Linked DNA regions of Homo sapiens: regions 2, 3, 4 and 5 are each linked to region 1. A link is a loop called in an ENCODE intact Hi-C map of the cell type or tissue named here. Cell type or tissue: mammary epithelial cell. All regions are shown on one strand.

Region 1 (5,000 bases):
AATGGAATCATTAACCCTCACCTCAGCTAAATTCCTGCTAAAAGAGAAACAGTTAACACACCCCAAAACAAATACCTCTTCTTTCCACTTCCTCATTCTCTTTGCTCCCTCTGAAGCAAACATTTCGGGACCCTTTGTCCCTTTGACAATTGTCCTGCTGCTGCTGGTGGGGTGGTGTTGGAAACGGAGGATCGATCATTATTTTGGACAGAAAACCACCTTTTGCACACAGTAGGCACTCATTATGGCATTGACTGGATGCCACAATGCAGTTGCCCCATAGCTGGGGGTGGAATTTGTAACAACACCCTGTGATTTCATCCTTAGTACCTTGTATAACATGTATACACACACCAAATAAACACAACACAGAAGGACTTCAAAGACGCACCGGCTTTGCTGTTTTCATACCTTGATCAAACAAGGATAAAAAATCATCCAGGGCAATGGTTTAGTAAAGTTTGCTCTGGAAAGTGCCCACCAGTTTCTTAGGAAATTTTACTGGTCTGGGCGAAGCCCAGGACTTGGGAATTTTCATGGAGGCACCCCCAAACCTTATAGGAGAAGAAATCCAATACACAGTCAACTGAACAGGCGCATGTAGATAAATGCCTACTCAGTTTCTGCAACTCAGGCTAGATCCCTTCATTTGTGAGGACTTCCTTATTGCCCAGAGGAGATCGGCTTGCTTCCTTCTCTTTGATCTCACAGCACTTGGTGTGCATCTTATTTATTGCTTTTCATATGCTACATTGCAATGATGCCTTCTCTCATCTCTCCCAGTTACTTGAGGGCAGAGACAAAACACTTCCTTCTTTTCTGTATCTATACACAGTTTAGCATAGAGCCAGGCCCAGGCAAAGACTGATATACGAATACCCCTGGGAGAGCCAAATTCCATCCACTGTCTGTTTTTGTCAATAAAGTTTTGTAGGAACACAGCCATACTCACTGGTTGATATACTGTCTATAGCCGCTTTCAGGCTACAATGGCAAAGTTGGGTAGTTGCTACACAGCCTGTATTGCCTCAAACCGAAATGATTCACTCTCTGGCACTTTACAGAAAAGGCTGGCCAATCCCTGCACAAGCACACACAGCCAGTTTGAAAGAGTCAACCAAAATGTTGCCTCAGGAATGTTAACAAGAACTAGGGAGGCCAGAGTATCATTGAAACAAGAGTCTATTCTGTCTTCTCTCGTAAAGACTTTATCTTTTGCTTTAAAGCCTGCAACTCACCTCACTATTTTTTTTTCTGCATTTGGTTTTTGTCATTGTTTTTCTCCCATTTGGGGGTGTTTCTTTAATATATATTTTTTATTTTCAGTAATGGAATGTGATTCATCCATTAAATATTATCTTTCTGAAGCATGTTATATATCATAGTAAGTAATACTAATAACATCAAGTGCAAATTCACATACAGTCTAATCCCAGCCAAAGTTTTTAAAAGGCAGTGTTCAGGGAGAAGGAAGAAACATACAACAATAACATGAATAATTGCTTCTAGCTATCTAGGCTTGGGCGAGTTTTATTCATTTTTTTATACTTTCTTATATTTACAATAATAATGAATCTAATCTGCCAAGCATCTCTGATAAAAGCAGTTCTGATTTCAGTGCTCCTGTTATTACACAGACACTGTCTCTACTAGGGCATCTCACATTGCTAAATGTTAGACTCACTCATAAATCCTACCTATGATTCATCTCTATCACATCTGTGAAACTGCTTTGGATAAAAGTCATTGTGTAAATGGAAAACATTATCTTTTTTTTTTTTTTTTTGCAATCTTGTAACAAAATTTAAAAATCAGGTTATCCTCTAAGTCTAATTTGCGATTTTAATTCTACTTATTAGGTTGATTCATAAAGATGGATTTCACTGTTTCAGCTGCTTTCTTTAATTAGCTCCTTTCTAATGCAGACATCTAAATTCTGCCAGAGGGTAAAAGAGAAAGTAGCATATACGGTTTCGGTGTGGTGGAAAGACATAGTGGCACAATGCCTTCGAAGGTGGGCTCCACCTTTGCTGCCTCCTAGATGTGACCTTGGGTCAGTCATTTCAGCTTTCAGAGACTCCGTTTCCTCATCTGCAAAATGGGATTACTAATAACCTACTGGGTTACTGGAAGAATTAAAGAAAGCAGTTTTACATAAGTGCTGGATTAAGAGGTTTTTTTATCAAAAAAGAATGCCTTTAAAACTAGTGAAAGTGTTTGCTATAGAAGGAAATGCAATGTGCTTCCAGTGGAAGAACCCAGAAGGAAATGATACTTCCTGTCTCTCTGAGTCAGAAGCAGGAAGAATCTTCCTTCACATGATCTTCTATTATATACTGTAATTTATTTGAAAGAACACGGAAAGATGAGTCAGGGAACCCAGGTCCAGCTTTACCTCTAATTTGCTGTGCAATCTTAAGTAAATCATATTCCCTCTCTGGGCCTGTTTGCTCATTTGTAACATGAGGGCTGTAATTTCTAATATGAAAATTCCATGGATTCAAAAGATTGCAGAAGTGTGTCATATTGACTAAATAAACCAATGAAGTTTTTTTTTTTAAAGTCACTTTGAAAAGGAAAACATTCAACACAGGTATAGTGTTTTACAGCTTACCACATACTTTCATGATCCTCAGAATAGCCCTGGGAGCTCAGAAAGACAAGTATTATGATCTCACGCAACAGAGAAGGAAAACAGGGCCATGATCAGATAGCTAGCAAGTGATTGAACCTGCATATGTACCCAGGGCTGCCTGAAACCAAACTTTGCAAACTTTCTAGTCTACCAGGAAGAATACATTTCAATGTTCTGGTTGTTTACCTTGAACACCTTAAGTTTCCAGTGAATCTCTAATTAAATTACCCATATATTTTCTGTTTGATTATAGGTCTTCCTTGCTCTGCTGTAAGATTTACCAGCATGGGAAATTCATTTGCACAGGGCCATCTTTACAGTGTTCACGGTCTAGATTTTCATTGAAGGAGAGTCCCCAGTTGGGAAACACTCCTACAGAGGGAAGCCAGTAACATCAGGAGAAGGCAAGCTCGGAGTTTTCTAAGAAGCTCCGTTGCGGCCAAGCCTTTTCATTTCATGACCTCAGCCGAAAGCTGGAGGAAAACAACCCCAAACACAGCTCAAACTGGGTCTGCACACAGGAAGGCAATTGCTCTAGTAGGAGGTAAAACCGGACTGGTACTTTAGGTGCAGGGTAACTGGGACAAATCACATACATCCTTGGAGTGTACGTGTCTTTGTGGGCAAATGTGTAGGGTAAAATGCCTAACAAATTTACTGTTTTCAACTTAATAGGCTCAGGTGTCCTCTCCTCTAGGAAATCTTCCCTGGTTCCCCCACACAGGATCACAAATCATCCCCTTTGCTCCCAAGTCAAAGCGTTTGTCTTTTGTAGTATCTACTTATCACATGTAAGATTATTATTCTATGTTTACTTATCTATCTTTCCCAGTTGACTGTGAGCTTCTTGAAGATAACAATGACATGATTTTTTTCTGTATATATGTAAATATTTCTTATTTTTCTGTCTAAGCTATTCAAGTCTCCTAGAGTATTGAGACATTGTGTTTGCAATATTTTACTCTGGCAATATCTTCACAATGGCTCTAAGACTTTTCAGGCCCTCCCTTCAACCCTGTGTTTCTCTGAGCCTCCATCCTCTTGCCTCAGTACTCATTTCACCTTAGCCACGCTGGATTTCTTGTTGCTGTTTTGACACACAGCACATTCCTGACTTGCCCCTTTGAGGCATACTGTCCCTCACTCTTCCTGGATGCCCCCTAGAAACCTCTAGGCTGACCTCATCACCTCCTCCATGCCTTGCTTGGATCTCCCAATCTTGATGAAGCCCAACATCTCCACCCATTTTGTTGTGTTTCCTGCCTCCCCAGGTAGCCCTTGGCACTCCTAACACTCCTTCCCATGCTTAGCTTTCTTCTTTTCCATAGCACAGTCCATGTTAACCTATGATGTATCATTGTGGCTTTTATTTTGTGTCTGTATCTCCTTCTAGAATGTGACCTTCATGAGAAAAGGGAATCTTTGTCTTGCCTGCTGGAACAAAATACATCCCTAGAAAAGTGTCAGGCACATAGTAAATGCTCACACAGAGTTTTGCACTGATTTAAATCTACTGATTTTTTTTTTCTACTTGAGCTATTTAAGTCCCCCATGAGAATCAGGCTGAGCTCTTCCAATATTTTGGACCTAAACATTCCAGCTGATCACTCTCTCTCTCCTGGTCTTTGTGCAGACATGACCTTAATGATGTCGAGCCCCATGGCAAAGCTTTGCCCACAGGAAGCGAAGAGCCCCTTAATAAAGCAGATTTCCTTTTGCTATTCAACAGCAAGGGCTTTGGGCTGTTTAAAAAAAAAAATTGTGTTTCTCCTTATCAAATAGTTCCAAAACTGAATTTTCGAAATGGGTGAAGACCTCCTAGACACCCTGAAGATGGGATGAACTCCCCTTATTTGTCAGAGAGTGCTGGGCTGGAGCAGGGACCCCTTTCTGTGTGCTCGTCTTCCTCATTTCCATTGTCTTTCCACCTCTACGAGTCGTTAACTGTATTAATCACAACTAAAACAAAGCTAATAATTGCTTCTTGGAACGTTGTGTAACACCATGGAACGCTGCCACGGGCCTCTGAGAATCGGCCTCTAACTGCTCGGAGTGATTTCTCAGGGATTTTAACTCAGCCCGTCTTTAAGCTGAATGTTTATCATTTTCCTTTTTATTGTTTCTGGCTCCTCCCCTGCCTTTGAAGTTTCTGAAATCTTTAAGCATTTGGCTAGTCTCTATACACCGCAGGTCTTCTCCCTCAAAGAGGGCACCTGGCCAGGAGAAAGGAACTGGAGCTCCTCTCTTGGCTGGGCCTATAAAACAATCAGATTGCTCTGCAGCCTGCCATTTGAAACGTGAGCTGTGCTGAAAGTACAGATAATGCAGCGTGTTCCAAGGAGATTAGAATATCCCAGTGGGATTT
Region 2 (5,000 bases), 56 kb after region 1:
CTCATGACTCAGTGTCTTCATCTTTCAACTGGGCACAATAATATCTACCCCCCACCCAGGGTTAGTTGTAGACTATATAAGTTAGGGTTTACAAGGAAACTGTCACATAGCAGACCCTCAATAAATGTTAGCTCCTCTCACAACTCGTACCCCATGAGACATTGAGCAAATCATTTAATGAGTGTTAGAATTTCTCTGTTGCAAAATTAAGCCCATTTGCCTTGCTCTTTCTACCTCTCAAGGCTGATTTGAGAGGTTAAATTGATAGTGGAATGAATGTACTTTGTAAATGGAAAGCACTAAGGCAAAATCAAATTTATTGGGAGAGCTCTTTTAACCATGTGGGAATGACTCAGGAGAGGAGAGGAGAGAGTGCGTCCTTATTAAAGACTCACCCCTTCAATCACCCCTTAGATCTGAGGCACTTTAGAAAGTCCCACCTTTGCTTGGACTTCTAGACTAATCAATTATTATCAAAGAGCTGGAGAAAAGGTTCAGTTGCTGTTGAAGTCAAAACCATGTTCGCTACAGGGCCAGTCTCCAACCCTTTAAATGCCATAAAGCCTCAAAGAAATAAAAACTGGCAAAGCCTGACGCCAGCTACATGATTAACTGGACAAAGCCTATGCACTCTAAGCCATGAGATCAAAGAGAATATTCTTTCCAACACATAAACCCTCTTAGAGAACTGGAACATGATTCATCCTAACAAGCCACTTAGGGGTCAGGTAAGCAGACCATCCCCTGCCTGAGGAAGTCCTGGACAGGAAAGTGATGGAGTCACACTTAAGGACCTTCATATTCAGAGGCAAGATGTTCATGACCTGAGACGAGAGTCCAAACAGCTAACTTCCTGAGAAAATCCTCCATGTATTTACAAAGTCGTGAGATCCTTGAGGGTAAGGGTGCCTCTGACTCAGCGGACATCCCAGTTTCTAGTTCAAAGCCTCACATTGACTGGGTCCTTAGGAACCTAGTTTTTTATGCTTGTGTCACAAAAGTCTTCACTATGAACTCATAGCTTAGCCCTAACTCACCTACCGAGGCTCCTCTTCCCCTTTATCTTTCTTATGGAAGAAAAACGAATGTAGACAGATGTGCTTGCAAGCCACCTCCTGAAATAATCAAAGAGGCTCAAAGCCATTGGAATAGGAAGATGACTAGGATACGCGTCATCATTATTTCTCTCTTATTAATACGGAGGTGTTATGAATCAAATGTTTGTGTTCTCTCAAAATTCATTTGTGGAAGCTCTAATCCCCAGTTGATGGTATTTGGAGACACAGCCTTTGAAGGTGATTAGGATGAGACGAGGTCATGACGGTGGGGTCCTGGTCCAATGGAATTAAAGCTCTTTTAATAAGAGACACCAGAGAGTTTCCTCACTCTCTCCCAGGTGTAAGCGCCAAGGAAAGGCTATGTGAGCACACAGGGAGCAGGTGGCTGTCTGCAAGCCAGGAGAGCCCTCACCCAGAAACCAATAATGTTGACACCTTGATGGACTTTCAAGCTCCAGAACTGTGAGAAAATAAATTTTGACAGCATTTTTTACAGCAGCCCAAACTGACTAAGACAGGAGGTAAAGAGAATTCTTCCCTAGCATTTGACACCAACCTCTTCCTAGTTGTTCGAGCCAGAAACCTAGGAGTCATCTTCGATTCCTCTGAAGTCTTCTGTCTTCCTCACCTAAGCAATTGCAATGTCTTTAAAAAAATCTCTCTCCAACCTGATTTACTCTGTGTCCGGACTTCTCCAGATCCTCGCCATCCCCAGAACATTTGCACTAGATCAGAAGAGTTTCAAAAGTTCCCATCTCTGAGCTGTGTGGAGTACTTAGCACACATAACTGATGCAGACATGTGGAAAGGAAGAAGGAAATAATGAATACATTAATTCCTATCTTGTGCCAGGACTGCATGAGGTGTATAATCTCAATGAGTGTTGTAAATCTTCTCTGCTTGTTTCAGGTAAGGAGATGGAGATGCAGAGAAGGAAAATGACTTGCCTAGGATTGCATGCTGGTAAGAGGAGGAACTTATCGGAAGATCTGGGTGTTGGTTGCAAATTCCATACTTGCTGCATTACAATGTGCACAGTAATGACCATCTTGGGGCCGGGCCCAGGACAATAGCATGTAGTTGGTGCTCAACAAAGAGTTATTATAGGAAGGACTCAAAACACCACCTGCTGACCAGGCACAGTGGCTCACCTGTAATTCAGATACTTTGGGAGGCTGAGGTGGGAGGATTACTTGAGCTCAGATGTTCAATACCAGCCTGGGCAATGTAGTGAGACCTCATCTCTACTAAAAATCAAAACAATTAGCTGGGTGTGGTGGTGGGCAGCACCTTCGATCTACTGAAGCTGCAGTAAGCTTGCTCATACCACTACATTCCAGCCTGAGTGAGACAGCAAGACCCTGTCAAAAAAAAAAAAAAAACAAAAAAACAACAAAACAAAACAAAAAAAAACACACACAGAGAGAGAGAGAGAAAAGAAAAAAAGCCAAACAAACACTTACTGTGCCCCGCCATGTGCTGGGTAATGCACCATGCCTCTCACCTCAACTGAGTACAATAGTATTACCTGATTGTACAGAGAGTTGGAGGTTAAATTACTCTTCTTTTTGAAGACGTTTCATCATCTGGAAAAAAAGAAAATGAAAAACCTAATTTTTCCTAAGGATTAGTAGAAGGTCAGACAGCTAGTACAGCTCAACTCCAAGGCTGATGCTTTGGACTTGGGACTTTGTCAAGCATCCATCCTCCTGGAGGGCACTGTACCCAAGCTAACTAAACATTTCTCTTTTTCCGTGTGGCTGCATCTCTGCTGGAACTGAGATTGGTAGTTAAGGAGGGGACTTAAAGAGTATCAGTTTGAAACTGCTTATCTTCTGGCTGCTGCTGAGCTTCATGTGCTGCATTCCCCCTCAGCTACCTGGAATCCTGGAATTCCGTGTCCCGAGGGCACTTAGGAGAGAAGAGGTGCATGGTTGGATGTAATGCGACACCGTGGGCAGGCTGCTCTTCCAATTATCATGTAGCTCCAGATTAGGAGTTCAACAAGCCACCCTTGGCTCAATGCAATTTCCAAAGCCAGGCAAGACCCAGAGGGAGAAATTCTCTCTAGACAGCAACTGAACTGAGTACATTTGGAAGCAGTGGGTGAGATGGTTGCTATTGAGCTCAGACCATAGAATTTTAGGGATCAGGAACTTGCCTTTAGGGTAGTCAGCTAAGAGGAGCAGTATCCTCGGTATTTACCTTCTGACTGCTGGTGTTCACAATGACAGCCAGGGCTCCAGTGAGGCTGCAAGCACCAGAGGGATTTTCCCTAGGAAGCTAGAATAACCAAGGCTTGCAAACTTAAAACTAAAATAGCTCAGATGTGGAAGGTACAACTCAACCCGTTAAGTGAATGAATGATTCATAGCATGGAGGTGGGGTTGGCTCTGCCCTTTCATTTTCAACTATCTGCAAGTCCCTAAGGATACCTCTTTTCTGAATTAAAATCAGGAGAAAAATATCTAAATTATCTTATTCTCAGTTGTCCCGTAGTGCTTTTTCCAACCCTCACCAAAAGACAGACATCTTTTTATAAATGGCGACTGCCTTTGCTAACAGAAGGTGCTGCTTTCATTTCTAATAATGGCACTCGTGTTCACTGGGAAACAAGAATGTATTGAACATAGCACCAACTTTGGAATTACATGGTCTGAATTAAATTCCGTCTCCGTGCACCATGCTGTGCAATATTGGGCAAGTTCCTTTATCTCCCCAAGTCTCAGGTTCTTCACTGTAGAATGGAGACAATAACAACAGAAGCTAAAATGTATTGAGCACTTCGATGTTGCAAATCACTTTGAACATGGGAGGGGAGGTCTAGCCATGCAGCCTCACTACCAAACTATTCACCAGGCAGTAACAATGTGTCATAACAGATAGTTCTCAATGGCTTACATGGCATTTTTATAATAGAGACTTCCTTTGATTTTTTTCAATTGTTCAATGAGATAGACCCAGTAGGGCTGATGAAACCCATTTTGTAATGAAGAAATGATGCTTAGAGAGATTAAGTGGCTTTTCTGAGGTAATCTAACTTGCAAATGAAGGAGATGGATTTGAACACAGGTCATAACCACAATGCTATGTGCTATGCATGTGCTTTATAAGTTTCTCATTTACTATTTAGAGTAGCAGTTCTCAACCAGGGGCAATTTTGCCTCCCAGGAAACATTTAGCAACGTGTCTAAAAACAGTTTAAATTCTCACAACTGGGGGATGCAGGACTACTGCTTCTAGTGTGTGGAGGCTGAGATGCCATATGTTCTACAATGCACAGGTCAGTCCCTGTGCAGCAAGGAATTATCTGTCCCCAAATGTCAATGGTGCCAAAGTTGAAATACTATGATACAGAGTAAAGGACAAACGCGAGTTGTTTCCATTTTATAGATGATAAGACTGAGACCCAGAGATTAAGTTACTTTCCCAGGGTCATTTAAGATATGGTGAAGCGGGGATTTAAAGCCAGACTATTTGAACCTACATTCCACTTCCTAACTACTAAGCTATATTCTCTCTCCAAGGAAATCTATATTGAATCCATTCAAGAGTCTTGGACGGTAACAAAAAAATACATCCTTCAAGTGAAGAAAGTATATGAGGGGGCTTTGCCCACTCCTCCAGAGAAAATATAACCTTAATCTAAACCTGAGACTTCAGAGTAGGGCCTGTCTCCCCCCAAATAGCTCAGCCCTTGATTTTTGTTTTACCAAATAGTATACTTGTTTTACTCCAAAGGAAAGTCTAGTTCCTTCTCTAAAATGCCAACATTGTTAGTCCTAAATTCTAAAGAATTTAAATTGGAGAATTCATTCTAAATTCTAAAGAAATAGAAATGAAGGACCAAAAATGATGATTGATGAGAACATGACACAGGACAAAAGGGCGAGGAGCCTGGGTCCCCAGAAGAATGTGCTGTCAGGCTGCACTGGTTCTCGC
Region 3 (5,000 bases), 350 kb after region 1:
CAGTGCCTAATAGGTAGTCCTTGTAATTCCTTGACTCTATATTCATGTAGAAACTCTATCATCCTCCTTAATATCATCCTCGTTATTATCATTATCATTACAGAGTATGGACTCAGTCTCCCAATCATTATCAACAAATCCTCCAGTCACCTTCCTAAAGTCCTAAGTCAAAGAACTACTCTAGATACTAGTATAAAAGATTCCCAAGCTGGGCGCAGTGGCTCACACCTGAAATCCCAACACTTTGGGAGGCTGAGGTAGACGGATCACCTGAGGTCAGGAGTTCCAGATCAGCCTGGCCAATATGGTGAAACCCCAGCTCTACTAAAAAAATACAAAAATTAGCCGCGCATGGTGGTGCATGCCTGTAATCCCAGCTACTTGGGAGGCTGAGGCAGGAGACTTGCTTGAACCCGGGAGGCGGAGGTTGCAGTGAGCTGAGATCGTGCCATTACACTCCAGCCTGGGCAACAGAGCAAGACTCCCTCTCAAAAAAAAAAAAAAAAAAAAAAAAGATTCCAAGATTCCCAGCTTGGAAAGACTCTACCTGACTATGAAAATCAAGATTTTGGTGCCCTGTGCAAATAAAACCAGATACACAATTCTCCCAGAGACATGCTTTTTTGTCTCTGGCTATGTTGCATGTTACTCCAGGATTGTGCTGGCCTTTTCGAGTTGGGGCAGACATGGACCAGGTGCACTGCTCAGATCTCTCTTAGAGAAAGAACTTGCCATTGTGCTGCATGAGATAAGGTAGCTGATAGTGTCTTGCCATAACACCTTCAGGATGTACTCAGCTTTCAAGCCAGGACCACCTTCCTCCTGAGCATCCTCTAGCCAATGGCTAGTCCTCATGCCTGGCCATTTCTGCCTAATATGGGACTCCTTTAGCAGGCAGTCATTGTTCTGGAGCTCTCATTTGGGTTGGCAGAGACTTTGGGAGACCTGAATTGAGGTCTGAGGTTCTCCTTGTCATGGTCTGAAGGCTTTCCTTGCCCAATTCTGCTTCTCGTGCTTGTTATTTAACGCAAGTGACATTGCTCTCCCCAATAAACTGCTTATATTTCTAACTTCCTCTCATAAGCTGCTTCTCAGAGAACCCAATTGACAAACATATCTTATCTTAGTCTGACAGAAGAGAAGAACTCAAAAACTTTCTTTGCCTCTTTGGAGATTTGTCTGGGCAAAGGAGTGATCTGTGACTCCTGAGGCTTTTGAGAATGAGCTGCTACCATCATGAAAAGCATGCATATCTGTACATGAACTTCTTTGGTAATCTGGTGATACCTACAGACACCTTCTCAGATTTGGTCAGACCAAAGCCAGCAGGATTGGATTGAAGTTTGCCCAGTACCTGGAGTCATGCTCAAAGGACTTGTTTTTGTTTTTTGTGTGTGTGTGTGTTTTGTTGTTGTTGTTGTTTGAGACGGAGTCTCACTCTGTCGCCTACGCTGGAGTGCAGTGGCGTGATCTCGGCTCACTGCAAGCTCCGCCTCCAGGGTTCACGCCATTCTCCTGCCTCAGCCTCCTGAGTAGCTGGGACTACAGGTGCCCGCCACCATGCCAGCTAATTTTTTGTATTTTTTGTATTTTTTTTTTAGTAGAGATGAAGTTTCACCGTGTTAGCCAGGATGGTCTCGATCTCCTGACCTCATGATCCTCCCGCCTTGGCCTCCCAAAGTGCTAGTATCACAGGCGTGAGCCACTGCGCCCGGCCAAGGACTTGCAATCAATAGGATTGCATTCGGACAACAACCAGAGGGACTAAACACTTTGACATAGGAGTGGTGGCCTAAGTCACCAGTGGCATTTAGTCTGATAAAGAGAAATTTTGGAAGGAAAAGGACACAGAGATAAGGCTACTATGTAGAACAGGGGTTGGCAAAGATATCCTGTAAAGGATGATACAGTAAATATTTTTGGCTTTGTGGACAGATGACTCATCTGGTCTCTGTCACAGCCGTACACTCTGCCATTGTACACAAAAGCAGCCATAGAGGATACAGAGATGAATGGGTGTGGCTATGTTCCAATAAAACTTCATTTGCAAAAACTGGTAGGTGGTCAGATTTGACCAGTCGGCCATAGTTTGTTGACCTCTGATGCAGAAAAAGGAAAGTTGGAGGAAAACATTTACTTAGAATCTACTTTATCCCAAGCATTTACACAGTATTTCATTGATTCTTCATAGAAGCTCTTTGAGGTAGGTCATATTTCACAATTTTCATAGGCATGAAAACTGAGTCCATATACTCCTATACTTGTATACTTCCTATACAAGTTATTAAGAAAATATGCCCCAAATCCCACAGCTATGATGCAATAGCCTTAGGATTCTAAGAACTCTCTATCATAGTACTCCCTGGAGAACAGCGGGGGTAAAATCTACATCTGGCATGATTCACCACCCTAGTGATAACACATAGTACATCCGTAAGGGTCACCAAGTTCCGGACGCATCCTGAGAAATGTGAAGACTGTGATTCTAGCAACGAGGAGGAGACCTGGGTCACTGGGTTGAAAGATGTGATGAGGCAACATGTGATGCCCATTCTTGATGGAAACAAACCAGCAAAGGGTTTTTCTCATTGTTTTAAGTGCTTTTAATGAATTGATTCATTAACCACAGAGATATTTTCCACAGCACCACTTACTGCCGAACTTTCTGCCAAGAACAAGGCCAAAGGCAAAGATCTCCGGACAGCTGCAGCATCAGGGAAGATTGATGCAGTTATATCATCCCCCCCACCCCACCCAGGCAGAAGAACTGCTTCTCCCCCTCCCCTCTTCCCATCCCATTAACTTGAAATATATCCCTTGAAGGCTTCCCCATATTAAACTATCCAGCCAAACACCAGATAATGACTCCCTTCTCCACAGCCTGTCCACACTGCCATTATCACATCTTTTTCTCCGAAAGACCATCCCGACATTATTTATCACTGTACCCAGTACTCAGAGAATGCCTAATACACAGACTCACTCCATAGTGAGTTAAACTTCATTTAAATGTGCCTCATCCAAATGCATTCATCTGTGTTTCTTATTTAACCCCCATGGCAATCACTGAGCAAATTATCATCTCTTATTTTATAGATGAAAGAAACCAAGGCTTCAAAAGGAAGCTACACTGAAGCAGAAAGAACTAGTGGTACCCCTGGAAGCCACACCTGCTCTTCCTATGCTCCAGGGCTCTGTGCCATTCCTGCAGCTTGAGCCAGGAGGAATGTTTGCAAGGATACCAGCCATTTTGCCAATGTGCACAGTTTTTCTTTAGTCATTACTGGAGGAGACTGACTTTCTTCTGTTTCAAATATCTAAAGATCACTTTCAGAGCAAACTGAGAGTAAACTAACTGGATGGGCTAATCCTACCTTGGATCCTCCTCTGCCATTTCATTGTTAGAATCAATTTCTGCAGGAGTATTTCACATATTTTACTGTCAGTGTCTCTGCAAACCCAACACATTATGGAGGAGAGAGCAAGCCTCTGAAGCCAGACACACCTGAGATTAAATCCTGGTTCTGCCATTTTATTAGCCATGTGACTTTAAAAGGTTACTTAATCTCTCAGGGCCTTGATTTCCTCATCTGTAAAATTGGGTAAGAATGCCTACTTTGTTTTATTTGTTGTTGTTGTTTTGTCCGGTTTGGGGTGTTTGTTTGTTTGATAGAGACAGTGTCTTACTCTTGCCCAGGCTGGAGCGCACTGGCATGAGTATAGCTCACTGCAAAGATGCCTACTTTGTAGGCTTGTGGAATTAAGAAAAATAATGAGCCAGAAAAAAATATTGTTTAAATGTTTATATAGATGAAATATATAGATGACATATGATAGATAGATATAGAGATGATAAATGACGATGCTGATAGATAGATAGATAGATAGATAGATAGATAGATAGATAGATAGATGGCAGCATGTAACATTAAACTTATTTTGTAGCCTAAGAAATTGAATATTAAGAGTTTAAGAAAAGGAAGAATAATAATACCCTCCATAAACACCTGGCCTCTTTCTGGATGGGAATCTGAGACTGAGATATTAAAGAACTTGCCCAAGGCCACACAGCTAAAAATTGGCCAAGTCTCATTGCACATCCTGCACTTGCACAGTGCCTGGCATGCACTAGGCATTCAGTGAGCCTTTGCAGACTAATTAACTGAATGCATAAGACATGGCCTAAAAACTAGGATGTAATTCAAGAGAACAATTGTCTGGCCTTCTTCAAGCAGTGCCATTCTTGTTGTCTCTTATTTGGATGAGAAATGTTACTTGAGTTTTAGCGACCACAGTGGGAATTATCTCCACAGCCCTGAGAGCTAACTCAACCGATTGTCTACAACCTTCTCACAAAAGAGAGGCCAGGGCTCAAGAACACAGGAATTTTAACTGCTCCAATGACTAATCTTTAACAAGTGAGGTCAAGTTTTCTTCTTGCCTTGAGAATATTACAGAAATACATTTCCACATGGTGATATTCAATGTACCATCAGTTCTCATTTGTTTTAATGCTATAAAATTAGGTTTGGTTCTACAAACACGGAGAACCATGATTGCATAATAGAAAGAGCACTGGCTACAGAGTTAGGAGACATGTGTTCAAATTTCAGTTTCTCTGCACTCTGGGTGTGAATCTCAGCCTCTTTGCCTCTGTTTCCTCATGTATAAAATGGAAATAGTAATACTTGCTCCTCTCCATTACAGTAGAGAGGATTAAGCAGGATCATGTATATTAAAGTGTCTGGCTTAATGATTCACACATAGTAATTGCCTAATAAATATTTATTCATTTAATGGAATGTTCGTGCAGTGTCTGGCATATTCGAGATGCACAATAGGATCCTATCCAATTAGTTCAAATCTAGCCTTATACCTGAGTCCATAGAAGGTCCTTAATAGGTGTTTTCATTCACTCAATGGAATACTTACCCAATGGCTGGCATGGTAGTTGTTTAATGGGCATTCATTCATTCAGTCAAATTCTAGTGCAGTGCATA
Region 4 (5,000 bases), 390 kb before region 1:
TTTCCTTTTCTGTTGTCGGATCAATTGGGTTCTTTTTTACTTTTCTTCTCCTATGCAGTCAGCTGGTTCCTAGACAAAGACCCTGAAATGCAGTTCAGTATAATTTAACAGACCTCTGGGGAATGACTTTAAATGAATACTGCCCACACTGTGGCACTGAAACTGGGGACTGTCAGCAAACAGATAAGTCAATTTTAAAGTTTCTCTATGGGAGCTGCACAGAGCTCCTCTCACTGTTGATGGCCTATCCTGTTCACAGCTTCAGCCTGTGGAAATGCTTTGATTCAGCAGCAAGTTCGGGCTTTCAAACATTGCAATGGGCCTTTGTTGGCAACTGCTCTGCCTGCATGCACAGAGGACTCATTCTTCCATGAAGGGCCAGAGGGCCTGCTGATGGGCCAAACCAGTTCACACTGATGTTGCTTGTGGGAGGGAGAAGAAAGCAGGCAGGATTGGTATGGCCCATAATGGGGCCATTTATTCCTTTCCTTCCCAGTATCCTCTTCCCTCAGTGCGTGCCACCTTCAGCGTGCCTCTTGTTCGATGGTCTTTGAGCTGCAATTCTTAAAGACTAAAATATCTCTGACACTCCTTTAAAATAAATTCCTGAATATACAACAGAGGCTGTTACAAGGTACCATCTCCAGTGTCCCTGGAGGGAAATGCTTTGCTGAGAAAGTAATGTCATCACACGCTCCTCCGTACACCCACCTTTGCCTTTGATCTTACAGTGTTTACCTGTAGCTCATTGGTACCAAGGCAAACTGAGTATCGAGCATTCGACTTTGAACTAGGTCTGGTTCTCCAAGAGGAGTTCTTTGATGTCAGTTCCATTATGCATTGTTTATTACCCTTTCAAACATACCCACATGTATTTCTAAGACCAAGGCTCTTCTTTACCCATTCAAAAGGAGAGCGGGGGTTTGTTGCCATATTGGCTATCCTTTGATATTTTTTAAATGAGAGAAATAATATCTCTGGAGTCCATTTTGTCCACTTACAAATTATTTTAACAATATATGTGAAGGGCAATTTTACATTCTCTCTATCCCATTACTATCTTCCAAAACACAATTATATGTCAATTGCATGACTCAGAACCTCTTCTGCCCAAGTAATAAATCATAAGTGTAATGGGTAAAAAGAATTTGTCATTGTTCAGTGTGTATACAGAGTTATGTGGCATATAACCTCAGATTTCTTTCAGATCATATATAAATACATAATAAAATAATAATGCTCATTAGTCAACACCAAATATAAGTTCCAGATGTCTGAACATCAAAGTATTTATAGGCCTATAGGAATAGCCTTGAGACAGGAACAGTTCTTCAAAAATGGTACTGGAAGAAAGCAGGCTACAAAAACCTCCCAAATTCCCTGAAACAAAAGCTATTCTTGTTTATACATAAATTATGAATGACTTTTTAAGGGCTGACTCATTGGCCAGTGCATGTGCCTACAAATCCGGTTTCTCAAGAGGATGGGAGCTGACTGGACTAACAGGAATTCTACAACAAATCATATTTTCCCTGCTTGTCTCTAAAGCAAGTCATTTTGTCCGGAGGTTCAGCCACCTCTCTTGTCAAGGCACAGCAGGGGCTGTTGCTTGCCTGGGAACCCTGCCAAAGCTGTAACAGCACTCAATTCACCTAGCAGGGGCCACCTGCTTCAGGGGCATTGTGGACCAGTCCTCTGGACACTAGTTTTTGGAAGAAGGGACTTGACAGCCCCGGTGAGTGGTGAGATTGAGTGGCACCAGGTGGACTGCTTGCCTGAGGCCGCTCACCCCATGCAACTGCAATTCCCAAGCCTTTTCCCTGGATGTCAGCCTCTATCCACAGCGAGGTAGGTGTGGGAGAACCACCCTGGAGGCTCCTAATCCCAACTGTGCCATGTATTCACTGCCTGGCTTTAAACAAATTAGCTTACGTTTCTCTTAAATTTTCTCATCCATAAAATGTAGTGCCATACAGAATAACTTTTCAGGTCCTGTCCAGCTTTGATAAGTTTTCCTTTACACAAAAGGACATAAATGTACATATTACTTAGTTCATCCATGTGCTGTAGGAGACCTTGATCACCAATATTGCTAATAAGTGGCTTAGTCATGACTCAAAATAAAATTCATGGCAAATACAGATCTTCCAAGACTAGAAGCGTTTCTCTTTTGCAAGGAGGAGCAGGGGCAGGACACAACAGTTCTTTCTGAGGGTTTAATATGAAAAGTTAGAGCCCAGACAAGTTGTTTGCAACATGAAAAAAAAATCCTATTATCCTTCTCTGTCTCATATCTTCCTCCTACAGGCAGGAGGGAAAAAGTGAAAGCACTTTTTAAACATAGTGATTCAAACCTTCCAGTGACTGATAGTGTATGAATGTCAAGAATTTTGAACATGAGTTATCCGTCCCAATTTTTCTATCCCAAATGCTTTTTGTTGGTTTTTCTAACCAGGGGAGAATGCTCCTCGGAAGGAAGTATTTCATTTTTGAAGTGTTAAATGGGGAAGTTTGTATTTGAATCTGAGCTCCATTGGAGCTCTTTGGAAAGCTGTTTTAAGTGGAGATAACCACACCTCTTTCCCTCCTTTTTCTCGGAGGGAATATGCTTTTATTGGCACACTTGTCTACGTGCAGAATCCTGAATTTCTTCTGATAAAAGTTTGATGAATACAAGGTGGTAATAGTGCTCAGTTATCACTTTTCATTAATCAATAAAGACTGCAAACTTCTACAGTCAACATGGAATAAAGTCAACACGAAATGGAGATTACTTAAACCTTGAAGCTCCAACGTTGCACAATTAACAATAAATCCATTATTACTTGATGCATTTGCTGAAACAAAAAACACATGTGACTGGAAATTCAAAAACTGAACAGGCATTGGCAAATGTTTTCCAAATATAATACACTATCCTGACAGCTAATGCATCAACAGTGTTTACTTCAGCAAATGTTTCTAATTTGCAGGGGGAAAAAACAAGTGTCTTATAATAATCTTTAACATTTGAATACGTGTATGTTGCTTTACAGTTTACAAAGCACTTTCAATGTATACATCCCCTCAACTGATCCTTAAAATCACCCTGGGAGGTAGACAGGACACGTATTTTATTATCTTCCAACAATTTTTAGTTCCCCCAACTTGTCATGGTGTTCTTTGTCTCTGTGGTTTCACACGTGCGTTTCTTGAGTCCTGGAATGCCCTCTTTCCCCTCCCCTGCCCCATTTTTCATCTAGTTAATTCCCAGTCAACTTTAAAAATCAACACAACCACTGCCTCCTTTCAAATCCTGTGGAAGTCTCCAGGCTGATGTAGACATCTCCCTTCTGTGTTGCTCCAATACCTTATGTGTGGCTGTGATCACATTTTGCTGTAATCTGTTCGCTTTTCTGTCTCTCTTACTAGACTGTGCACTAACTTGATTGCATGGCGCTTGTTTTATTTACTTGACATCTGTAGCACCTACCACTATCCCTGTTGTAAGTAAGGACTCAGTAAATGTCTGGTGAAAGAATAAATGAAGTCCATTTATGAGATGAGACTGAAGTTCACAAATGTAGGTGTCTTGTTCAAGGTCACACACTTAGTGAAGGACAGGGACTGAACTTTAACCTGTACTGCTGGTTTTCCAGTCCAGTAGTCTTTTCCTCGATATCACCCTGTGTTTGCTCTGCTTATTTCTATTGAAACTTATGAAATATTCATGGATATAACGTAATAGCATTTTGAGGATATTTCTGCAGCATATATAAGAAGTCATTGGGAAGAAATTTTTGCTAACTTCTTATCTTAGTTCTTTATTCATTTATTATTTTTTACTCAGTTCCTATTTTCTTCTATCAAGGATTTGAGGCAGCTTAAAATAACGTTAACATAAAACAAGGATAAAAGATAAAGAGCCAGAAAAAAGAGAAAGTAAGGTGGGAAGTTTTCGTATCAGAAATTCTAGGCAATGAGAAAGACTGCAGTTGAGCTTAAAACTTGTCCTTGAGCATCCTGAGATCCCAGTAGAAAAGAGAAACACAATGTGCTGTATTGCTGTTATTACATATAGAAAGAGAACACTCCAGAAGACTTTTTTCCCTCATAACATTAAGGGAAATTAACTCTATGGATATTTATATGACTCCATGAGAAACACAGTGGAAAATGCCTTCACCTGCAGCTCACACAAGAGGAATTCCTTCAACAAACATTTTAAAAAATCTCCTATAAGTTGGACACTGTATTAAGGATTAGGACAAAGATGAGTAAGATAAGACCCTACTTTCAAGAGACTTCACAATCTGCTAGCAGAGAAAAGCAGTACACAACTAACTAAATGGGCAGAAGCCTTCTTAACAGATGTTTGTTGTAGTTACCCTAATAATAACTGGAGGCATAGAGATCCCTTGAAGACATCTCTATGAGGAAGTGAAATGCAGAATATGTATGTAGGTTGCATTTTGAGATTAATACTTCCTGCTCAGTCCTTATTTTTTAAAAATCACATAGATCAACAAATATTTATGCATATTATAATGCTTAATAATGAAGGGATTCATGTCCTATTAATTTCTGTTTGAATTTCTCTTAATTCTTTCATTTAAAATCTGTGCACATTGTGTAATTGCTGTTCATAATAAGAATATGTGTGCTTTAAAAGCTTATAAATATTATCCATACGTGGAGACATCTTTTCCAACTATAGACCATTAGGAAGTAAACCTAATAATAAATTGTCTGGCCTTAGAAAACATGGTTAGAGTGAAAAGTCCACATTTTGTTCCTGTAATTTGTAACGCACTCAGAAAATACCAAAGCTGGCTCAGAACCAGCTGACGAGCCCTCCAGCACTGGATTCATAATGGGGAGCCTATTTTTCTTTTATTACTGGTAACTGGAAAAGCCTAGCAACTATTTTCCATTGACATTCCCTCCAGGATGGAGAGCTTGTTTTTCCTAGATTTTTGTGTATTTTTAGGCAGTCATCTTGGGCAGTCTGGCTTTGTATC
Region 5 (5,000 bases), 130 kb before region 1:
TTAAAGGTGGAAAAATACAATTGAAGAGGGTGATTGGAGAGCCAAACTTCAAAGATTAACTAGCCATCGGTACTGAGGGTGGCCTGGAACCTTCCTCCTTGTACAGAGGATTCCAATAGGCCCTCATCTACTTGGCTTCAAGAGAAGACTGTAGCTTTAGAGTACTAACTTTATAGTCAGCTCATAGGAATGGGTATGGCCTGGCGCCCTCATCCAGGCTTGGCCAATCAGCTCAGAGTAATGGATATTCCAGCAAGGGACTTCTTGCAGCTGTCAAAGCCTGGCTCCAGTGCACACACTCCAAGCTCAGGATACTTGGCCACCTCCCAGGCTGCTGGAAGCATCCAGTGCATTCTTGGCCACAGCACATCTTATGTAGATGAGGAAGTGGGAAGCATAATTTATTCTTTGGGCAAACTGGGGGCTGGTGAATGGGTGTCTTGACCCAATTTCTGATTAGAATGCCAGCTGCAGAAGATAGGTTGTGTCCTGACTCTGGGGGAGCTGAGAGTGAGAGCATATCCAGGGAGAAGGTGGAGGAAATAGAGAAGAATGAGTAGGACTGGTACCCAGGAGGGCAAGGCCCAGGCATGCGGGAATATCTGTGCTGCCTGAAGAGACAGTGGAGATGCAGCTGGAGGCAGGGGAGCTCTCATCTTTCAGAGAAATGAATCCACTCAGAACAGAGTTCAGGCCCCGGGAGGCACCAGCTCACTATTAATAACCATGTTAATAGCTAGCATTTCTTAAGCATTTACTGTATGCCAGGCATTGTGCTTAGTATTCTTGACATGGATTGTGGCATCTAATCATGACAATTGCTCTCTGAGGCATTTACTAATAGCAGTGTTCATATTTAGGTGGTATGCCTGGTTGTTAAAATATTGAAATAGTTGAAACCTGGTTAGTAAATGCTGCTAATGTGAGCTCCCTAAGTGGTCTCTGCCCATCTCATGAGGCAGGAAAGCAGAGGACCATGCTGAGGGATCTGTGTCATGCTGTATTGGTTGATACATATTTTTAATGTTGTTGTTATAGACCTAATAATGGTCCTCAAAGACAGCCAGGTTCTAATTCCTGGAATCTGTAAATGTCACCTTAGGTGGCAAAAGAGACTTCACAGGTGTGATTAAGTGAAGGATTTGGAGATAGAGAGATTATCCTGGTGAGCGGTAAGTGAAATCACAGGTGTCCTTAGAAGAGGGAGGCAGAAGCCAGGCATGGTGGCGCACAGCTGTAATCCCAGCACTTTGGGAGGCCGAGGCAGGTGGATCACCTGAGGTCAGGAGTTTGAGACCAGCCTGACTAACATGGTAAAGCCCCATCTCTACTAAATACAAAAAATTAGCTGGGTGTGGTGGTGTAGGCCTGTAATTCCAGCTACTTGGGAGGCTGAGGCAGGAGAATCGCTTGAACCTGGGAGGTTCAAGGGAGGTTGCAATGAGCTGAGATTGCACCATTGCACTCCAGCTGGGCAACAAGAGTGAAACTCTATCTCAAAAAAAAAAAAAAAAAAAAAAAAAAAAAAGAGGCAGGCAGAGGGAGATTTGACACCGAATGCTGAAGATGCTGTGATGATGGAAGCAGAGAGAGATCTGAACATGCTATGCTACACTCCTGGCTTTGAAGGTGGATGGAATGGCCATAATTCGAGGAATGCAGCTCTAGAAGCTGAAAAAGACCAGTAAATGGACTCTCCCTAGAGCCTCTGGAGAGAGCACAGCCCTGCCAATGCCTTTGTTTCAGCCTAGTAAAGCTGACTTCGAGCTTCTGGCCTCCATAACTGTAAGCAAATAAGTGTGCGTATTTTAAGCCACCAAACTTATGACAATTTGTTAGCATGGCGTAGGAAACAAGTACAGTTTTCCAGCTGAGACGACTAAAGCTGGATGAATTAAGTGATTTGCTCCAAGTTTGTGGCCTGAGTTTGAATTTAGGCTGCTTGATTCTAGAACACTTGTCCTTTACCACCAAGCTGCCTTCTAGTAATGCTGCAAGGAAATTGCCAATGAACCCATTTTCAACATGAGATCAATCACAGTGGGTTAGAGAGGCGTATGACCTGTTTGAGGCCACAGCCTTCCCTAAAGGACAGAACTGGGATCTGGAACACCGGTGTATTCATTCTGATGCATTCTATATGATAAAGTCCTCCTGCCCTGTGGCCTGGGCTAAAATAATGGCTGCAACTTGGAGGCTTTGCAGGTATCCAAAATTCGCTCCCAGCCACCAGGTGCTGATCTCCCAAGGAGCAGCAAGACTCCCACAAACACTGTCCAACACTGGAGGCCAGGCTGCAGGTATGCATCTTGGCCAAGCAGTGTGGCTTAGGAATGTAGGTGGAGAAGCAGTCCAGACCTGCCAACTAGGCTGCTGCAGGGAGCCATAAATACCAGACTGGGGAAAGGAAGTGGGCCTGACTCAGCCAAGCCACATGCCTCTCTTGAACAGCCTGCTTTCTGGATTCAGCTCTATCCGGAGAAATCAGTCGGGGGACACTCCTCAGCTGGCAGCAGGCTGAAGCACACACCACAGAGGGACCTGGGGACGCCCGTTGGTCAGGGCTTTCCTGGCCAGCTGTGGTGAGTTTGTGCCGGTGCTTCCATTCAATCATTCAATCCTGAATTCTTCCAGAGGCTTCCTGGGGCCAGATCCCTCCACAGTTTCAGGTCAGTCCAAAGAATGATTACAGAAACCGTAATCTGTGAGAGACTATGCAAAGCACAAAAGAGTACCTATGGGTGCAAAGTAACATTTTCTTCTCCTTGCACACATGATTTCTCTGTCATGTCTTTCAAATTACCACATGAGGGAACCCGGTACAAATATCAAAAGATGGAGACCAATTCCTGGGACAGCAGAGGAAGGAAAGGTCCTACCTGGTTGCAGCCTCCGGGAGCATTTCCCACTGTTAGGAGTCTGAGCCTTGAAAAGTGAATGAGAGCTGTTAGGAGTTGAATTCTATCTTCTGAAAGGATATGCAGAAGTCCCAACTCTTGGTACACATGAATATGACCCTACAGGGGTTCCCTTTTATCTGAGATTTCCCTTTCCATGATTTTGATTTCTGTGGTTTCCTTTACTTTCAGGCAACAATGATCTAAAAATATGAAACGGAAAATCCAGAAATAAAGAATTCCTAAGTTTTAAATTGTTTATCATTCTGAGTAGCTTGATGAAATTTTGCACCATCCTGCTCTGTCCCACCTGGGACATGAATTGTCTTTTTATTCAGCATATCCACACTGCGTAAGCTACCTGCCCATGAGTCACTTATTAGCCATCTTGGAGATCAGATTGACTGTCATGGTATTGCAGTGCTTGTGTTCAAGTAACCCTTACTTTACTTAATAATGTCCCCAGTGGGGAAGAGTAATGAGGCCGGCAATTTGGATATGCCAAAGAGAAGCCAAAAAATGAAAGTTCTTGACTTATTGAAGAAAGAAAAAAAAACTGCATACTGAGATCACTAATATCTATGGTAAGAACAAATCCATTAGTGAAATAATGAGGAAGGAAAAAGAAATTCACACTGGTTTTACTGTCACACCTTAAACTGCAGAAGTTATGGCCACAGTATGTGATAAGTGTTTAGTTAAGATGACAAAGGCATTGCATTTGTGGGTGGAAGACATAAACAGAAAGATGTTCCAATTGACCGCAATCAGATTTGGTACAATCCGTGGTTTCAGCATCCACTGGGGGTCTTGGAATGTATCCCCCATGTATAAGAGGAGACTATTGTATTTGGAAATAGGATCTTTGCAGACGTAATCAAGTTGTGATGAGGTCATTAGGGTGGGTCCTTAATCCAATGTGACTGGTGTCTTTATAACAAAAGGAGAATGCCACATGAAGACAGAGACACACAGACCTACAAAGGAAGAGCACCACGACATGACGGAGGCAGAGATGGGAGCGATGCTGCTGTACAAGGAACACCAAGGATTACCGGCCATCACCAGAGGCTCGAAAGGGGCAAGGAAGGATTCTACTTCTCAGAGGGAACATGTTCAGCAGACACCTCAATTTTAGACTTCTGTCCTCCAGAATATGTGAAAGTACATTTCTGTTGTTGTAAGCCATCCAGTTTGTGGCACTTTGTCCTGGCAGTCCCAGGAAACTAGGATCAGAGAGCTTGTGTCTTGAGATAGCCCATTCTTCATGTCTCCTGCAGACCAGGGTCAAGCCCTGCTGCACCGAGTCTCATACTGAGACTGAGCGTGGAGATGTGGGAATCCCCGTGTGAGCCAAGGCCTGGTGGCTGGAAGGATGGGATCACGTTTAGGGAAAATATGAGTCTGGTTTCAGAGCAGCCAGCCATGGTGAATGAGGCTAGATAGGTAGTCCAGGGCCAGATTGTGACTCATTCCCAAACAAAATAGAAGAGCCTCAGCTTTGGACTTCCTCTTTCTCAGACGGACAAAGCATGCAAAAGTCACATAAATTACCATGAAGATGAAATGTCAGAGCCAACCTCCCTTCCCTCCACACCTTACATGGACACATAGTTTTTGTTTTGAAAATCTCTGCTTCCCTGTTTTTGTTTTTTGTTTTTTTTTTCTGAAAAGTGGATACCCTCCCTGATTTCCACCTATGGTTGGAACAAATTGAAAGGTAGACAAAGGAGTTAGTAAGATGGATATCAAAATACAACTTTCAATATCATAAAACCTTGTTGAAATGCATGGTGTTTAGAGTCAAATGCATCTGACCTCAGAGCAGTTAAATGGTGAGAAAGTTCAAGTTTGCAGAGCAGACCTACTAAGCTATTGTCACTGCCTCATCCTGTGTGGGGTTGGAGGTGAGAAGTCAAGCCAAACCCCCAGGGTCAGGGTTTCTGATGAAGATACCCAGAGGGAACCATCGAACGACAGCTGTTCCTCTAGCCAGAGAGCTTACTATACCTCCGAAGGGAGGACTCAGAGAAGGGCAGGCCGCCAAAATGCTCAAGGAAATTTAGAGGTGTGGAGAATAAGCTTTCCACCCCTTGAAACCTT

What was found. Peaks named below come from ENCODE experiments on the same cell type or tissue, not always from the same donor. Only the 100,000 strongest peaks of a DNase experiment are listed, where the experiment ranks them.
Region 2: a loop joins it to region 1, with 3 times the contacts of the local background. A loop is called at or near these places in 6 of 110 quality-filtered maps.
Region 3: a loop joins it to region 1, with 8 times the contacts of the local background. A loop is called at or near these places in 2 of 110 quality-filtered maps.
Region 4: a loop joins it to region 1, with 2.5 times the contacts of the local background. A loop is called at or near these places in 3 of 110 quality-filtered maps.
Region 5: it touches region 1 in a loop (11-fold over the local background); 3 of 110 quality-filtered maps call a loop at or near these places.

The regions. Positions count from the first base shown.
Region 1 is chr9:108,053,623-108,058,622 of GRCh38, reverse strand. All of the region lies in intron 4 of LOC105376214 (a long non-coding RNA gene), which reads left to right. Among named protein-coding and RNA genes, the nearest start is that of KLF4, 570 kb to the right of the region's middle. In mammary epithelial cell, a CTCF peak has its summit at 2,014; DNase peaks (open chromatin) are centred at 1,052, 1,692, 2,322 and 4,722; H3K27ac peaks cover 4,277 bases.
Region 2 is chr9:107,997,188-108,002,187 of GRCh38, reverse strand. It overlaps LOC107987112 (a long non-coding RNA gene), which reads right to left and starts at 2,257. Exons shown (of 10, transcript XR_007061721.1): 1 at 1,615-2,257; 2 at 1-1,518. RefSeq lists an enhancer at 576-1,775. In mammary epithelial cell, a CTCF peak has its summit at 2,191; a DNase peak (open chromatin) is centred at 2,077.
Region 3 is chr9:107,705,097-107,710,096 of GRCh38, reverse strand. LOC105376207 (a long non-coding RNA gene) reads left to right here. Exons shown (of 4, transcript XR_930225.3): 3 at 3,097-3,602. Among named protein-coding and RNA genes, the nearest start is that of KLF4, 220 kb to the right of the region's middle. In mammary epithelial cell, no CTCF peak of the experiment used is centred here; DNase peaks (open chromatin) are centred at 2,466 and 4,386; H3K27ac peaks cover 1,375 bases.
Region 4 is chr9:108,441,301-108,446,300 of GRCh38, reverse strand. It overlaps LOC105376214 (a long non-coding RNA gene), which reads left to right and starts at 1,524. Exons shown (of 6, transcript XR_007061722.1): 1 at 1,524-1,848. In mammary epithelial cell, a CTCF peak has its summit at 2,308; a DNase peak (open chromatin) is centred at 1,490; H3K4me3 peaks cover 655 bases; H3K27ac peaks cover 2,751 bases.
Region 5 is chr9:108,182,471-108,187,470 of GRCh38, reverse strand. All of the region lies in intron 4 of LOC105376214 (a long non-coding RNA gene), which reads left to right. Among named protein-coding and RNA genes, the nearest start is that of ACTL7B, 670 kb to the left of the region's middle. In mammary epithelial cell, a CTCF peak has its summit at 2,230; DNase peaks (open chromatin) are centred at 2,370 and 4,300; H3K27ac peaks cover 841 bases.